Regions from separate parts of the Mus musculus genome. Here region 1 is linked to region 2. The links are chromatin contacts, found by Hi-C or POLR2A ChIA-PET in ENCODE. All regions are on one chromosome and are shown on one strand. The core of a region is the stretch at or near the end of the contact, and the rest is flanking DNA. Distances in the headings are between cores, read along the strand shown.

Region 1 (4,804 bases), core at 507-3,006, 230 kb after region 2:
ACTTCCCTGTGGGGTGGTGACCTGTGGTAATCTTTTCACTTTCCTACCTTTTGGGGCAGAATTCCAGTCATTGTATGATAGTTGTCTTATTTATAATTACAATAGTAACAGAAAGACCTATTGTTATGTGTTGATGCCAAAAGTTTCAATGACGACTTTTAAGAAATCAGGATGTAATTTGTACAGCCTGGTGCTTCTCAACCAAATGTCTCACACCATCTAAAGACAAGCTTGTAAGAGTGCGGTTACTCCTAGGCACACACTTATCAAATCATCTGAAATTAATAAACTGGAGGAAGGGAGGAAGGAGACATATGCAGCTTTTCAGTTACTTCCTTGTTATATAGTCTTGCCAAACCCCTCTTAGGCAAGACCCTGTTTGCTCAGAAGGCTGTGCATATAATTGCAAAAATCTGTCAGAATCATAGGATTCAAAAGGCATCAATTATTTCTGTCAACAAGGAAAGAGTGACGGCTGCCCGACTCTGCAATCATTAGGAAAGATGTGCTCAAAAGAGAAGAATGCAGTCAGGGAGGGCTGGGCAGCTCCAGGTTACTTGAAAACTGAGCCCCGCGCTATAATTTCACTCCTCCTCTGTCTGGACAGAAATATTATATTTTTCATTTCATGCAGTGCCATGGGCATGGTAAGACATTATGTAACTGGGTCTGTCTCACTGTATAATACTCAATAAACAATTTCAAAAGACCAACAGCATCAGCAATTTGATGTACAGGAAACTAACTGTTGCATCTTTGGGTTTTGGCTGGAAGCAGTGTTGTGCAACCAGTTTTGGAACTGACTTGTGTTCAAAATTATATTCCCAAAGGATTGCTATTCACACCACCCAGCCACTGGATTTCCCTTGATGACGACTCTCTTAAGTGTATTAAAACGGCAAAGTTACTGTGCGGACAGTTCCATCGGGGTAATGGGACTTTCTCGTTCTCCTCCCATTTTATTTTTACTTTTCTCTCTAACATTTCTGAATTAGACCCAGTACTGATGGCAAGTGGGAGTGAGAAGTGTGAGGGCGATGTGTGACTGAGACAGGAGGATCATGTAGTTTGAGTTCTACCTGTTCTTCATGGCCAACCAGGTATACAGCAGAGACCTAACTTCAAACTAACCAACCGAACACTCGCCACAACACACACACACACACACACACACACACACACACACAGAGAGAGAGAGAGAGAGAGAGAGAGAGAGAGAGAGAGAGAGAGAGAGAGAAGGGGGGTCTGGGGGGACAAGCACGGGCAGTTTTGGGGACTGAAGAGATTGCTGGCTCCAGCAAGCTTAGGGTCAGGCTGGTTCTTTACTTGCCAGCCTCAGTTTCCTTATAAACAGGCAATAACACCTACCAAGACCTACCCGTGGGATTTGCAGGAAGGCCACAGTTGACCTCTACAAAGCCCCTAATTAAGCAAGTCACTTCAGGGCAGGAATATTTCACCAGTTGGCTCGCTGTTGGCTTGTAACTTGCGGGCCAGTCTTGGACAAGGATTGGGCTCAGAGACCAGGGAAGTGAACTTGGTAAGAACAACGCCTGCGTGCGCCCCTGCGCCCCGCGGATAACTGTGGCTGAGTTAGGACACTTGGACAGAAGAAAGTGTTAGAACCGAGGCATGGAGGAAGGCCGGCGGCAGAGGCTGTCACCGAGGCTGGCCGGCGCCGCCCCGCCCCACCCTGCAGACCGGCCGAGTTCCGGGCGGCGAGTCCCAGCGCCCGCCCTTCTTCCGCGGCCCCAGCTGCGCCAGCTGCGCGGGGACCCCCGAAGTCGCCGCCGCCGCAGAGTGTGTGCCCGCGCCCCAGGCCCGCAGGTAGGAGCTGCCGGGGCCAGGCTTGCGGGACTTCTGAGCCCGCAGGACGTTCGCGGTCCTCGTGCTTCATCCCGCCTCTCTTGCCCCTCTCACCAGCCCTGTCCCTGAAGTTCCCTTGGGAACCCTGGAGTCCCTCCCATAGTCTTAATTCCTGTAGTGTCTGCGCTGGCAAGAGCCGCGCGCACACTGACCGCAGGCGAGGACCGCTACCCTGAGAGCAGAGCCGGGTCAGCTGCTGATGTCCTAGCCCCACTCCACTCTCAAGTCCCTGCAGATCCGGGGCGTCCTCTGTAGGATGCACCCCACCCCACCTCCTCGGGTCCCGGGCTCAGTAGATTTGTTCGCTCCCGCTAGATCGTCCCGCGCTCCCTGAGCTCCTTAGCACTGTGGGCTGACCGGGATGGCGACAGCACCAACATCCCGGACCAACCAGGAAGTGCTGCATTCCAGTGGCTTAGAGTCCAGCTGAAGCACAGTGCCGGGCGCCGAGCCACACAGCTGCTGCCTCGGGGCCAAAGATGTGCTGTGCTGAAGTGGAGGAGGGACAGGGGTAGCAATTAAAAGAAAGGCCTGTGTTAGGCAGTTGCTATTTTAGCTCCGACCCAAGATGTTTGGGACTGACTGTTCCGGGTCAGGGAGGGACCTTAGGAGGTCTCTAAGCCATGGGACGGTTTGTTTGAAACAGTCTTCTGTAGCTCAGGCTGCACTCAAAGGCTATGTAGCCAAGGATGACATTCCTGGCCCTCCTGCTTCCATCTCTTAAGTACAGGTCAAGACTTAGAATTTGGCCAGCCCTTTCCCCCATACCCTAGGGCTACCTGCCACGCCTACGTTTGCCTTCCTCACCCCCGCCTCCCAATCTCAGATCACTGCCAGCGGCCTTCTTTCATGAAGCTCAAAACATAATCTTAAGGACCACAGGAGCTTCTGCATTCGACCATTTCTAGATCTTTCCACAGGACGAAGAGCGCTCTTAGACAGCCAGGCCCACCAATTTCAGCTTAGCCAACTCCTTATGACCTTCCCAGGGCCTCTGGAGACTAGCTACCCAGGAAATTCAGAGAGATATTCAGAAGTCCTGACCTGTCAGAGGTGCTGTCAAGGAAGCCTGACGGGTGCAGAGAGCCTAGTTTGAACTAGTCTGTTATGCCTACTTATGCAAGAATCTCTTTCCATAGTACGTGCTTTGTGGCCCACGAGTGAGTTTGTACTCAACTGTTTAGCTTGAATTTGTAAGCAGCCTTTAAATGGTGTGTGGGGACCTTTTAAATGGTTATGTAAGCGGGTATCTGAATTTTTATGAGCCAGTACAATTAGCTTTTCAAATAAATAGTGCGAGTGGAGAAGGTTTTGAGGAGATGGTGTCCTTGCTGTGTTGTTTCTGGCATCAGCGTTTTACACACACTGGTGTTAAGTTCTCTACAGGCTCATTTAGGTTGATTGATTTACTGATAACTAGATGAGTACTGCCTAGTTAATGGACAGCCTGCTCATCAGACCTTTACCGAGAATGCATTTGTGTATGGTCTTAGTATGTAGTATGAATGCTCTTATGCAACTCTGTATGAGAAAAGCATTACACTGACAATTCACCTACCTCTAATTTCAACATGTTTTAAGGATTTATTTTATTTTTAATGATGTGAATATGCTGGCCTGGGTGTGGGTTATGTGCATATGGTGCCTAAGAAGGCCAGAAGAGGCTGTTGCTCAAACTGGGCGCTGTGAACAGGACTCAGATGCTAAGGAAAGGCAGGATGTGCTCCTAATGGCTGGGCCATCGCTTCAGTCCCATTTCTACCCTTTTTCATTTTTTTTTAATTTTAAGTTTTATTTTTATTTTATCAAAATAGACACGTAACTTTGCCATCTTTACAATTTAAAAATAGATGTTTGATCGCACAGCTCTGCCAGTGTGCTACCATCTCCCCCCAGTCCATTCCCAAAGGACTTCTCGACTTCCTTACAAGGTTTAGTAACACTTATTAATAAAGACTGCATTGCAAGCTTCAGTTTTCTCACTGAGTAAGGTTGGATTCTTTTCACAGAGCTTTAAAGAAATTTTATATAGTCTCTTGTATGACCCTGGATGGAACTCACTCTGCTGGTGGCGATTCCTATGAATTATCCATCTTTCTGCCTTTGCTTCTACCTCCCAAATGCTGGAAGTGTAGGGCTGCATTATCATCCCCAGCTCAAGAAAGACACTTTTTTTTCTATATAGCTCAGGCGAGCCTCTCTTTAACTCGCTGGGTTGCAGAAGGTGACTTATGCTTTTGAACATCCTGCCCCCACCCTGACCTAAGTGTTGGGACCCCATGCACACACCAGCATACCTGGTGTTGTGTTGTACATGTTAGGGGTGCACGTGACTAACTGAGCTACATTGTCAGCAAGAAATGCACTTTTAAAGAGCACACATAGAAGGCATAGCCAGATAGGGGGCGCCTGGTAAGTTTTACCTCCATGGGTTGAGGAAGCTTATGTGAGGGTCAGTTGGTAAGCTGATTGGGAGTTGTAGTGGAAACACTTTGCGAGTTTAGCTGTCTAGAGGTACAAACAGAGAAGGGGTTTATTCTTAGTGTTCCCCCCTCTGGATATGTAACAAACAAACAAACAAACAAACACAAACAATCTCAATGTTGTCCCCTTTAGCCGTACAATAGTACCAGGCAACACCATGAGTGAGCCCAGCTAAAGACATGTTTCCAGTACCCAATGACCTTTCTGATCAAACAAGTTTCTGGGTTTAGCAATTTCTTCTCCTCCCCAGCCATATGCTAAAGATCAATGGACCGAACACATGAGATATGGGTCTTTAAACCTGTAGTTAGATTGAGTCATTGTATACAGGAGAAAGGCTGGCATATGGGAGGCTGGGTTTTATGCTTACAATCCTTTAAGTCCCAAAAGCACAAATAGAATGTATTTGCTAGGGTGTGGTTAAAAGATGTTTCAGGGTTCAGATGAGAAGCAT
Region 2 (5,067 bases), core at 559-3,058:
TGTCTCAAAATACAATGCCCAAAAAAACTTTCCTTACAAGCAATTAAGTGTGAGTGACCCTTCCGGGTGGATCATGAGAATTTTAAGAGTTGGGCAGAACGGGCACAAATGCCAGTGTAACAAACAACCAGGAGAGGTGCTGGTGCTCACGCTCTGCATTCCTTTAGAAGCCCCAGAAGACAGAAGACGGGCTCCTCCAAACATCCCAGGCTCTGATCACAGCTATTTTTAAAGGGTCTTAAAAGATTACCAAAATGTCTTTCTGGAACTGTATATACTGTCATTAGATGCTACCAGCCCCCACCCTACAAGATCTCGACAGTGCTAACAGATGCTAAAGGAACACGATCTTGTCACACAAACGCTTTTTCTCATAAGCATCAAAATAAAATGCTTGAAAAGCACATGCAAGTTTAAGGACAATACTAAGAGAGCAACTTTTTAAAACAATAATCAACGAGGCCTCACTTTTAGCCAGGCTGCCGCGTATCTCGCGTCTCGGTAAGCATGAACTCCGGTTGGCCCTCCTGGCCAGAAGCATGTCCAGGGACTTTACCCTCTTCAACAGCTGCTCCCAGGGAGCCAGGAAATTTACTGAACCCAGTCTTTACTGCATCCACAGTCAGCCTCCAACGAGGAGCGAACCAACAGCCCCCACACCAGTCACAAAACCAGGTCAGAGTTGCTATGCATGCATGCGCTGTGTGGCATAACTCAAGTTCCCAGGGTCCCAGCCGATACTTGGAGATGCGGGAGCGCCACGCACTCAAATCTGAACAGAGCAGTGAAATTTTGCTCAAAACCTGACTTTCTTTTGTACTGTTTTGTTGTTGTTTTAAAAAAGAATGTTATTCCAGAATGGATTCCTTTTCTTCCGGGTCTGTCTGCTCCTACTAACTCTCTGCCACAACCAGGGTGCCTCCCCTTTCCCAATGCCCCACCTCTTGCCACATTTATAAAAAAAAGAAAAAAAAATGGCACATTCCCTCTCCCCTAGCTTCTCCTAGTAAGGCCTGGAAACTGGAGGAAATTCAAATCAAATTAGTTGCACATTAAAAAATAAACAGACAAGCAATCAAGGGTGCCCACCCAACAAAAGCCCTCGCCAGTTCCAAAATATGATTAAGCCTGGGAGGGAAGAGGGGGAGGGGGACTAGCCGGGATGGAGATAAACGTGTGCATTTTTGGCCCCAGCGTCAGCCTCATCGCGGCCAAATTCTACATTTTGTTTAAAGAAAACGCTGGGCCTGAGAGAAAAGAAAATAAAAAGTTGTAACTTTTAAGGAAGTCTGCAATCCGCACTGTCTGGATAAAATGCCAGTGCTTCCTTCGTCTGGGATCGCCGGGTGGGAGCCGAGATTCGAAAAATCTCCAACCCCAGCCGTTCTCTCCGGGAAGGCGCCCGGCCAGCGGCGCCGCCCGGCGGCCCAGCCAGGTCTCCCGGGACGCTCGCAGAGTCCCCCAGGCTCCCCAGGCCGGGCGCTGGGGACGCTAGGCGGTCACGGCCCCGGGCCCCGGGCCCCGCTTTCCGCGAGGACTGACAGGCCCTTCCCACGGCAGCTCGTTCCTGCCTGCCATCCGAACCAGACGGTCCCCGCGGCCCGCCCAGCCCGCCCGCCGCCTCGGGGCGCGGATTCCACCCGCTGGGTCTCCCGGCCGCCCCACCCCCGGCAGGGGCGCCCCTCGAGCCTGACCGACTGACCCGCGCTCCGCTGGCCCACACGCACCGGGTCGTCCTCTGCTTCCCGCCGCGCCCCGCTCCCCCGCCCGAGCCTGCAGCCGCCTGGCTCGCCGAGTCCAGCCGCGGCCGCCGGTTCCCGCCCCCAGCCCGGGGGGAGCCCAGGGGGCAGGACGGGGAGGGAGGACGTGGCGCGCAGAGGTGGCCAGAGGCGGGCGGGGAGTGTCCCCAAGAGGCCCCGGCGGGGGCGGGGGCGACCGGTCGCCCAGGGACCCTCCCCGCGAGCATCCCGGGTCCCGGGTCACAGCCCGGCACCCCCAAGGGGGCCAAGGCAGCCCCGAATCCCAGCTCTGCGCGCACGCACGCCCTCCTCCCTCCACCATATGGAAATCTACAGCCTCCCAAAGTGACACGTCGAAGATTCCTCGGCCTGGCCGCGCGCCCTCCCCCTCCCAGGCAGCGGTCCTGCCGCGGGGATCTGGGCGGGGGAGCGGATTCCTCGGAGCGACGGCCCGGGGAGGAGGGGAACTGCGAGCCCCGCATCCTCCGCTTTCTTCCCGAGCGAGCGGGGGCTGGAGGGGTCGCCCCCTACCCGGCCGGGAGCTTCGGGCAGCCGAGCGGTCGGGGCGCGACCGGGACTCGGCAGCCAAGTTTTCCTCGGGCATCCCCGAGTGCTCCGGGGCCGGGAGCGCACTCGTGCAGACTCGGAGTCCGGCCGGGCTCCGAAGCGCAGGGACCCGAGAGCGACTGTGGGTGGCACGTCCCCCGGCAGCCCGCCGCCGCTCCCGCACGCCTTACCTCCCCTCAGGCTGAAACGGGGCTCCGGGTGCCCGCAATCCGGGTCGCCCACGCCGTCCCAGCCAGCCGCCCGCGGGATCCCCGCCGTCCCCTGCGCCGCTCCCGCCGCTGCTCTCCGCCGCCTCCTCCGGCCGCCGCCGCTGCTCAAATAACTACCAGGAGGGTTTGATGGGGGATTCCGCCATGTCAATGATGTCGGGACCACATGGGGATTCGGGCCCCGCCCACTGCCGTAAGCCTCCCAGTACACGCGCAACTACAAGAGCAAGCTCGCGGTAGCTCGGCGAGGCCTCCCTTTACCATAAGCCAAGCCAGGCTACACACAGCGGGGCTTCTCTTGTCTGAGCTGAAGAGAACTGGGAGACTCTGAATGAGATTCTGGAATCATCACTGCAAATGCAGTATTTGCTCAGTAATTACTAAAGCTGACTTGTTATTTTTCACTTATAACACATATTTCCTTTTCCAATTGTAATTCCCAGAAGAATCTTTCAGTGATTTTTTTTTTATTCTTTTAACTTCCCACAGCATTTTGCATAAGCAAATTTTATGATACCAAAATTTAAATGTCTATTGTCCCTTTCAGTTCCGGCTAGACATCTTTACTCGAAAGACTAAAGACAGTTCCTTCTAGTTTTTATTAATATTTAGTTTGGGCATACTTTATTTCTATTGTAAAAATGAATGTGTGTGTGACCTCAGGTATACACATGCCATGGTTTTTGTGTGAGTTTTAGAAACTTAAAAGTCCTGTCTACCTTACACGGGTTCTGGGACTCCAACTCTGGTTGTCAGACACGGTGGGCAAGTGTCTTTACACACTGAGCTATCTTGTTGCCCCTAAAGACTGTTTCTTGTCATTTATCTGGATTGTATGTGTCAAATGCAAAAGGATCTACTAGCTATCGATTGTGTATGAATTAAATATATACTATATTCCTGCTGCATAGGCTCTGTCAAAGATTAAGGGGTTGTGCCATACTGCCCGCAAATTAAAAAAAAAAAATTTCTAGAAGCAGGGATATTAGATCAAATAATTTACCCTCCTCTGTTACTTAGTTATTCTGAATAATTCCACCAGCATCTACTATTATAGTGTTCCACAAAGACCAAAAGGGTTCTGTCACTCTTGTTGTACATAAAAACAGGAAATACTACTTTATTAAAACCCAAGCAAACATATGAACCCTAACAAACAGTTCTTTTCCTCATGGGATTTACAATTCTCTTTTATTTTTAAGATAGTGAGTGCAGCCAAGCTGAACCCTCTCTCCTCAGTGACACTTTTCATGTCAATGTCCCCAAAGGGCTCTTGTACCCATCGTTCTAAAATACAACTCTAATCTTAGATCTTAGCCCTATCTGGGAAGGAAACATGCTTTCAAAGCAGTGGGTTCCCCAATGCCCACAGAGCTCAGCTCCCTTGCTTCAAGATCTAGCCATGCAGTCTGAGTTTGGACCAATGCCTCTCCATCTTCCCCTAGCCAAGCCCTTCAGCCTAGTTTAGCTCCCGGAGCTCTCAGAGGCACTCCTGACCCTTGTGCATGCCTTCTTCCTCCTCTCTGTCCAATGTCATCTTACTCATCCCAACTCGGCCCCTCCCAGCCTCCAGCCCGTAGCTGTTTTCTCCTTAATTATTTTCCGTTCTCATGTTGCTTGGAAGCTGTCCTTTGTCTCTTCCACTTGGCCGAATGGTGTTCACTTCTTTTTCTCTATATCAACCTAGAACTGTCCTTTGATTACAGAGCCTCCCCCCGCCATGACTATATTGATTGTAAAGCACTGGGGAAGCTGGAAGGACTAGATAAATGTGCAAACTTCAGTGGGAGAAAGGTTAAATCTAGGGACTGACAAGCAAAGCAATGATCAGAGGAGACAAGATAGACAGGAGGACAGACATCTCTGCCTATTTCTCCCAACAGATCTACTGGATTTCTTTCTTCGAAAGAGTCACTGTGGACAGGTGTGGTGACACCTTCCTAGTAACCCATCTGGAAGCTAAGAGAGGTCAGACCAAGGCCAGATGAAGATAGGGGCTAGTCTCAAGTCTCAGCTCTCAGAAAGAGTCAATGCATACAGGGTGCACTAACTTCAAAATGCCTGTCAGTATATATCCTCTCCGTGGTTTAGCCATCCTCTTAGCCCAGCCTCTGAGACCAGTTTAGTACTAGCAAAGAAACATCGTAAATGCTTGGAACACGTAGCCAATACATATACACAGTGCATCAGGAAAAGCAGAGACATCCTAACCACACACAAGTTACCAATGGCCCCTGAGCCTGAATTTTCTTATAAAATTATGCCATTGTTTCCTGCTAAAATCACAATCCACAGCACCTGACAGTAAATAAATATTAATTCATCCTTGAATGAGTGACCGAGTGAATAAAGTGCTCTCTCCTAGAGCTATTAACGAGACAGAAAATTAGAAGCTTCAAAGAAAAGGACGGACTTTTGATCAAGGCTCCTGACTACTGAGGGAGTTAGCTTTCACACAATGGGCAACATTGGGATTATTGAGGCATGAACTGATTGAAATGGGTTTCCAGGATGATTGTTTTCACAGTGGGATATAGAACAAAGCTGGAGTG

Evidence for each region. Hi-C counts contacts between places; a loop is a spot of excess contacts on that map. ChIA-PET counts read pairs that join two places held with the same protein, here RNA polymerase II (POLR2A).
Region 1: a loop to region 2 is called in a map of heart, with 8 times the contacts of the local background. The contact joins the promoter of Pld1 here to the promoter of Fndc3b in region 2. A Hi-C loop is called at or near these places in 5 of 37 maps with a recorded cell type or tissue (all heart). POLR2A ChIA-PET finds 5 or more read pairs at or near these places in 1 of 5 experiments (Patski).

What each region holds. Positions count from the first base shown.
Region 1 is chr3:27,936,924-27,941,727 of GRCm38, forward strand. It overlaps Pld1 (phospholipase D1), which reads left to right and starts at 1,757. Exons shown (of 27, transcript NM_001164056.1): 1 at 1,757-1,827.
Region 2 is chr3:27,708,644-27,713,710 of GRCm38, forward strand. It overlaps Fndc3b (fibronectin type III domain containing 3B), which reads right to left and starts at 1,809. Exons shown (of 26, transcript NM_173182.3): 1 at 1,703-1,809.